Linked DNA regions of Homo sapiens: regions 1 and 2 are each linked to region 3. Evidence: read pairs that join two places in POLR2A ChIA-PET (ENCODE). Cell type or tissue: OCI-LY7. All regions are shown on one strand. Region 1 overlaps MARCHF1 (membrane associated ring-CH-type finger 1). Region 2 overlaps MARCHF1 (membrane associated ring-CH-type finger 1). Region 3 overlaps MARCHF1 (membrane associated ring-CH-type finger 1).

Region 1 (2,500 bases), 52 kb before region 3:
TCTCTAGCAGGAAATAATACCTATTGGCTCATCTATCTCACTTTCATTAATAGAAGTCTAAATTAAATATCCTGTCTTTGAAAATGTTTCTCCAGAGTAGGGTTTTTAAGTAAGGAGAACCAGTCACTACGACTTTAATTGCAAGCATTATTTTTCTCTCCAATTACCATTTAGCCTACAACTAGCTTCTTTGACTGTCTTTCATTAGATTATGTTGGAAGCTAGATTTAGGGAATGACAACAGATGGTTGCAAGTGGGAAATTCTCCATTCAGACTAGAAAGAGTGGTTTAGTCCATCCCCTAACTTTTCAGCAAACATACATATAGATCATAATTAAAAGATTATAAGAAATTTACATTTATAGGTAAATTACACGGTGACAGTTTCTTTGTAAATCCCTTTTAAGTCCTTTAGCATGTTTCACATGGCCCTGTACAGTCGAGCCCTCTCCACTTCTCCATCCTTCTCTCTACCACCCATCCCCCTATTCACCACAACCTAGCTGCAATGGCAAGCTTTACGTTCCCTGAATTGCCAAGCTCCGTCCCTCCTCTTGTTTCCTGCTAGTGGCAGCCTCTGCCTAGATGGTCTTCCCTGCTTCTTTCCTGATCAATTCCTGTCATCCTTTGAGCCTTAGCCTGCTTGTCACTTACTTAGAGAGTTTTTGTCTCATCTCCCACAATAGGTGAAGCTTCCTTGCCATGTGCTTTCATAGTTCTTATCATAATTATAATTATATATCAGCTGTAAATTAATTTGTTTTGGGTCTCTGTTCCATATTAAATTATAAGCTGTAAGATGTTAGAAACTATACAAATCTTACTCACTATATTATTTTCAATGTCTAGAATAAAGCTTAATGCATAATAGATGCTTGAATACATATATGAATGAGGATTTTATGAATGACTATCCTATAAAACTTTCAGATAAACAAACCATTCTTATATTATTCACATGTAGAGTTTAATTCTTCTCACTGCTGCCCTCAATGGACATGAGCAGCCTTCTCTGGGTCACGTAATTCACACGAACATGCATACATATTTTATGAAGTAACTTCTGCTTTTATAAAAGCAAAGCAAAACATAACAAGTATTGCGCAGTGAAAATCTTCATTTGCTCTCATACAGAATCTAAACAGCTTAAATGATTAGGTATAATATGAAAATGTACAAATATATTTTTTTGTTTGAAATTGTCTCATTTATGCACACTAGCTTGGATATTCCTATAATTCTTTTTATGTAAGGTTATTTTGAAAATATATGCTGTTGAGTTAAAAAGAGCAAGAACGCTGCCACATAGCTAGAAAATATCCACATGTTGAAACCTTTCGGTATATGTTTATCAGTAAAGTTAATGTGGCCCCCTTCCCTACAGGCTCTTGCAACCCCACTGATACGTCCCTGACCTGTTTCTGTGTCCTTTGAGTCTTCAATTACCCTGCTGAGTCAAACAATTGGAGAACAAATTAAAGCCAACTGCAGAGAATGTTATTTTCTGATACAAAAATCTGACCTTAAAGAACTCAAGCCTTGAATATCTTTCTGTCAGGATGCCAGCAAATTTGCATTGAAAAGTCTAACATTTCACACAGTCTCACTCTTAATTCCCCCACTATTACTGTCATAACTAGAATGAGTGCAAGACTCAGCTGAGTCAGCCCCTTTACCAGGATAAATCATTATTCAGTTTAAAGGAAGGGGATATCTAATTGTACTTGGTAACAGCTTTCACACCCATGTTTACATCTGCATTATTCTTTTCATACCCACCTTTTCTCCTTTTATATCCAATCAGAAAAAGAACAATGTAAATAAATGTTAAGTTTTGAGGGTAGGTGTCAAACACGCACCTAACTCACTGCAAAAAGAACTATATATGGATGACATCAAGCCTTTCTCTACAGTGACTGACCTGCATACTTCTAAATTATCAGACCCATCGTCATAGGTGGCAGGAGGCTTCTGAACAGGGTTATTCACCTGGAGCCCTGCATCATTCATGTCCTTGCTGCCTTCTGGAACTCCCAGTATTTCAGTGCTGGAATCTGTTTCTGAAAATGTCTTCTTCATTATTTCATTTTTCCTAAGACTTTGCAAGAGCTGAGGATCTCTGTGGTGATATCTGCCTTTGCTCTTCTCATGATTCCTTGAGGATCTCTTAATTTCAGAGGACCCTTGAGTCAGAGAAGGGTTGCATTCTTGGTACCTTGTATGTTTTCCTCTGTGGAGATTTAAAGAGCAACTCTCACATTCAATCAGCTCTTGTTGCTCTTTACCTTTGGATCCCAGATCAACGAGCTCAATTCCGTTAGGAGTGGAAGACCCAGCTAAGTTTTCACACGGCTTATTATTATTTCTCCTCCTTCTTCTTGACAGTCTGAATTTAACCTGGGCTCTTCTTTTTGCCTGAATCCAATGACTCTCATCTGTGGAAGATGAATCTGAAGAATCTGTGTAAAGCTCCCTCCACCTGGGGCTTGAGATTTGAAG
Region 2 (2,500 bases), 72 kb before region 3:
TTCCTGCACAGTTTCTTGGTTTTTGCTATATGCAAAGAAAATCAGACATCTCAGTGTCTTTCATATCTTCTTCCTTTTCATCCCCACAGCAATTTCTCTAGTGGTTTTGAATTGTCAACAGATACACAAAGTATCTTTAAGACTGTGTTCCTTCCATCAGGAAATCATTCTTAAGATATGCAGTTATTTAGATCCTCTTAATATACTGCCACTCTTCAAGAACTCTATCACCAATCATATAAACCCAAATTGCTTCACCTTCTTTTCATATGAGCTTGTACAATTTGAGTTTACCTTACCTATTCAGGCATATTTTCCACGAATCTCTGACATACAACCACAGTGGCATCGTACAGAGTTTAACAGCTAATAAGCTGTGGGTTTTGCCACAAATAAGTTATTGCTGTGCCAAGATCTTGATTCCTGTTAGCTTAGAGGGCAGTTTTGAGGTCTTGGGTGTGTTGTCCATTCACCCTGGTTGACTCACAAATGTTATCATGTTCTGCGTGTTGTAAAAAATGTTGGGAAACACTGGTGTGGCTATTGAAAATACAATCAGCATTATATTTGTAGTTCCGCCCATCTATACGTGTTAAATTACTTAATCTCTGTGTTTCAAGTTCATCATCAGTAAAATGGGAGAATAGTGGTGATAGACTATTAGGAAGAATTAAAGTAAGTGATCAATTAAGTGACAATAATTATTAATAATCAATTATTTCATATGATTATTAATTAATTATTGTCACTTAATTGATCACTTAATTTAATCCTTATTAACAGTCTATGACCACTATTGTCCCATTTTACTGCATAACAGTCTACTAAAAGTAGTATTTATTAAAATTAATGGTCAGATGATTATTTCCTGAGTGTATTGCATTCTCTATATTAAAGTCTGTCTTTGAGAATTTCCTCAAGTATGTTCTTCATACCTTTGACACCTTCCCTCTTTTAATAATGCCTCATCTAAATTAAGACTCATCTAAATTTCAGACTCACATCCCTAATTAAACAGCCCCTAGTTTTTCCTTCCCTACAATGCTCTCTCCTATTTTTTGAGCTGTCATTGCTCTTAAAGCCTATACCACACAGATACAGTCTCTGCTGTTTGTTAACTGTTTCATTTACACAAGTTCTGGAATTATGAGCTGAATAAATTCATGTTTAATAATTTTATGGGGGCAGGATCTTTTTGTGGATTTGTATTGATATTCAGAGTAATTTAAGTTATGAGAATGTTAAGAAGTCAGGCTAAAGATGGCAAAGCACTAGACCATAATGGACTGGCTTTCATTAAGCTTCTATTTAAACATTTACAGAGCACAGACCAAAAAAAGCCAGCTTAGTCAGATCATATGGCAATTCTCAGAAGTTGTTACCAATGACCAGTGTTTTGTTTATGTTTCGGGAAAATTCACTTACAGTGAAAGTGAGAAATTGTGATCCTTTTATATACCATGAACTCTTTAATTTGCATTTGAGGAACTGAATTGAGGTGTAACAATTTTATACCCTATCTGAGCAGCAGAGGAAGTCAAGCAAACTGATCTGCAGTGGAAAGGAGAAGTAACATACTTCATAAATAGAGAACAAGATGGACAGTAGTTAATATCATTCAGACTAACAGCTGTTTGCAGCTACTCTTATTGACATGGAGACAGCAAGCAATTTTGGACTGTAAACAAAAAGGCATTATAAGCCAGATTTCTAAGGTTTCCTTAACAGAAACGAAGATAAATATCCTAAGCCATCATTCAGCCTGAGATTTAAAATACCTTGAAAACTCAAGTTCAAAATACAATCATGACATAAGAATAAAAATATTTTACCAACAGATAATACCATTTTTGTAATCATAAGTTTTGTCATTCTGAATATGTACTCTTTTTTACATGTGCAGACGAGTGACAGTTCTTCATACATATGTGATTTTTTAAAAGTGTTTTGTTTTCTCAAAGGAATATTTTCAACTCAAAAAAGCTGCTACATAGCATGACTTCCTGAGTTTAATTTCATGCCCTAATTTGTCACCACTGACTTGGTCAAAACCTCAGACCATCTGCACAGAGCTGTAGGGAATGATCAACAACAAAGACAATGACATGGCAATGTCCCTGGCTTTCCTAACTCTATTCCTGGAGCTGATCCAAGAGTCGCAAGTAATCAGCCACATTTTTTTTTTTTTCACCACCAGACATCACACTGATGGAAAACAGTGGAGAAGAAGATAATGATCACCTTGCTTGGTCAATAATGAAAGCAGAGGAGGCCAAGTCTTATTTGAATTCACAGACATTGAATTCTGCAATGGATTGGGAAGATTCTATTGGAATTGCTTCTCTTGGGTGTCTCATCCCCTCTGGAGATGGTTCGATGCCATTGATACTAGGACTTTAAATTCTGCTTGGGACTGAGGATTCCCACTGAGATTCTATTATCATCTAGCCTAGTGGTTCAGTCTCATAGTGGGCCGGAGCCTCTTTGAAGACTATCTGAG
Region 3 (2,500 bases):
CACTCAAAAGCTGATTAGGTCTATGTGTGTCTCCGGCTAGTGGTGGCTTTCCCTCTAGGGTACTCAGGCCGGATTGTTTTTGGGAAAATTTTCTCAATTCTGCAGCTATTCTTTCTGTTTTGTCAGTTCACTGAGAAAAAAAAAAATCGTACAATCTCTTGTTTGAAGGCACACGCTAAGGCCGGCATTCCGAGGCAAATATGGGAAAGAGGAGTCAAGGTCTTATCACCACTAAGGATGCGACTGTCTGCACTACAGTAACCTCACCCCTTCTTCAGAGAGATTGTGTTTGTTTGCCACGGGTTATTATTGGCCTGGAAAAAAAAAAATGTTTCTTAACTAGGGGATTCCCAGGTCATGCAAACAATACAAATTTAACCTTCTAACTGGAGTGTAATATAAGTCTGTGATTACATTACTCAGAGAATTTGTTTTTTCTTGTATACACAGAATTCAGGCCAAAATAAAAAGTCAAGCTTCTTTTTATCTCTCTGTGTGGATAGTTGGATATTTTTTCCTAGTGGATGCTTACACAGAGACTATAGTATTTTAAATCATCTTTTTTTTTTTTTTTAGATTTAGGGCTGTTTAAGTGTACATCCCACTCAGGCCCATTGCTTTATCTTCTGTTTCTGCCTGGGCACTGACACCCTTGCCACTAGATGATCACAACTGACCACCCCCCAGGGCAGCCACACTGTCAGCTCTCAGGCCAATTTCTCTGGCTTATGTTTCTCTCTTCCTTTCTCACTGCTGGAGATTTTTCTTTTCTTTTTCCTAGCACAGCTGAGTATAAATAAGGACATTTGTTATATTTTTATCTAGCATTTCTATGTTTTTATATTCTGAATGATTTTGGATCATCTCGTCTGCAACATTGCTTGTCTCTAATTGTCTTATTTTCATCTTTGCAATCATGGGTTTTACTGGCAAGGGAGCTGAAGCTTGTGGAGGATAAATGACTAACCCAAGAGTGAGCAATAGGTGGCAGGGCTAAGGCCACGTCTCTCCTGGCGCGGTGCTCTCTCCAACATGCTGTGTCCCCAGATCTCTTCTATGTCTGAAACTTTCTGATTTCAACATAGACTAATATCTATAAGCTCATGCTAATATCTATGATCTCATATTCAGAAGTGAGAATCAAGTATATAAAAATTGATAGAAACTAAAAATCTTTAGGCTTTAATATTAGCCTCTTACTACTAGATTGTTTATCAGAACTTTGAGCTATTAACACAGTTATGTCAAAGCTTTCATGTACTTGAAAAAATGGGGCAGCTAAAAAAAAAAAACTGCCAAAAACATCAAACAGCTGACAAATGCAATCAGCTGTGATACATGAATTTGCATTGTCTAACTGGAGGTTGGACACTGAAAAATAAACCGAGTACTCTCACTACCCTATTTTTCATAGGCAATGGAATCTAAAGGCACTTTCAATGCTGTAAAAGCCTGACAAAATGTTTAAGAAACAAACAGGAAGAAGTTTAAAGCAAAGAACATGTGTAAGACCATCTCTATTTGCCTTTTCCTGAGAAAATAATAAATGTACTCCCACATGTAATTTTCACAGCATATATAATGATTTTGCTGAGAACAGATTGCTCAGTACATTCCCAGATGTATACAGAAGATCAAGTTAATGAAAAGATACTTTGAAATACAGTAACTGGATACTATTTTAAAATAATGTATGCAGTTCATATCAATGATTTTCAAAAAAAATTCTAAGGCAGAGAGGCCCCTTTTTCCAAATTAAACATGACAAAGAATGCTTAAATATAAAAGAGATGAAACTTAAAATGTTTTCTTTGAAGAAATGGAGGAGATTTCCCCAACACCCTAGCCAGTCAGTGCCCCACCTACAGAGAACTCAGCTGCCCTCAGACTTACTTAGGAACAAGCCAGATTCTGTAAGGAGGGGATTTGAATCTAAAAATCATGTTTTAAGTTCCTAACATGCTAGAATAAAGACATTGTATCTGTAGGGTCAATTTATCTAGTGGACACATTATATATAGGGCTTAGGACAGAATAAATCAGCATTATAAATAAACTCTCAAAGATACTCCCCATTTTATTATAAATTTGTCTATAAACATATTAAATTACTTTTTAATAACCATAGGCTACAATAAAGACATTCTATCAGCAGGGTCAATATATTTAGTGGGCACAGTATACATAGGGCTTAGGGCCTATGATATTTTCAAAGGCCCAAGAAAGCATATTGATTTTAATTTTAAAATTAGAAAAATTAATATAATAAAAATGAACATATCATAATGAACCCAGATTAGATTATATTTAGCTATATGCTAAAATAGTCACAAAATACAATTTTAATATTTTTTTGGAGGAGGGGTCTACCAAGGTAAAAGTGTCTAAGGCACACAAAGGTTGTAATTCCGCTGGGTCTATCTTAATGTTGGTTACTGGACACAATGCTATGGCTCTGATTCTAGCAATTTCAGAACAGTCCACAGAATTAAGGCAAATT

What was found. Peaks named below come from ENCODE experiments on the same cell type or tissue, not always from the same donor. Only the 100,000 strongest peaks of a DNase experiment are listed, where the experiment ranks them.
Region 1: POLR2A ChIA-PET joins it to region 3 with 74 read pairs; 3 of 35 experiments call an interaction of 5 or more read pairs at or near these places.
Region 2: POLR2A ChIA-PET joins it to region 3 with 20 read pairs; 4 of 35 experiments call an interaction of 5 or more read pairs at or near these places.

The regions. Positions count from the first base shown.
Region 1 is chr4:163,610,349-163,612,848 of GRCh38, forward strand. It overlaps MARCHF1 (membrane associated ring-CH-type finger 1), which reads right to left. Exons shown (of 10, transcript NM_001394959.1): 7 at 1,923-2,500. Among named protein-coding and RNA genes, the nearest start is that of TMA16, 120 kb to the left of the region's middle. RefSeq lists an enhancer at 1,440-1,489. In OCI-LY7, CTCF peaks have their summits at 984 and 1,196; a DNase peak (open chromatin) is centred at 1,023; H3K4me3 peaks cover 1,469 bases.
Region 2 is chr4:163,590,341-163,592,840 of GRCh38, forward strand. The region is part of intron 7 of MARCHF1 (membrane associated ring-CH-type finger 1); the gene reads right to left. Among named protein-coding and RNA genes, the nearest start is that of TMA16, 97 kb to the left of the region's middle. In OCI-LY7, a CTCF peak has its summit at 1,552; DNase peaks (open chromatin) are centred at 1,541 and 2,041; H3K4me3 peaks cover 2,174 bases; H3K27ac peaks cover 2,500 bases.
Region 3 is chr4:163,662,664-163,665,163 of GRCh38, forward strand. All of the region lies in intron 5 of MARCHF1 (membrane associated ring-CH-type finger 1), which reads right to left. Among named protein-coding and RNA genes, the nearest start is that of TMA16, 170 kb to the left of the region's middle. RefSeq lists a silencer at 896-945 and an enhancer at 1,556-1,635. In OCI-LY7, a CTCF peak has its summit at 1,006 (motif pointing right); DNase peaks (open chromatin) are centred at 298, 1,008, 1,358 and 1,868; H3K4me3 peaks cover 2,218 bases; H3K27ac peaks cover 2,500 bases.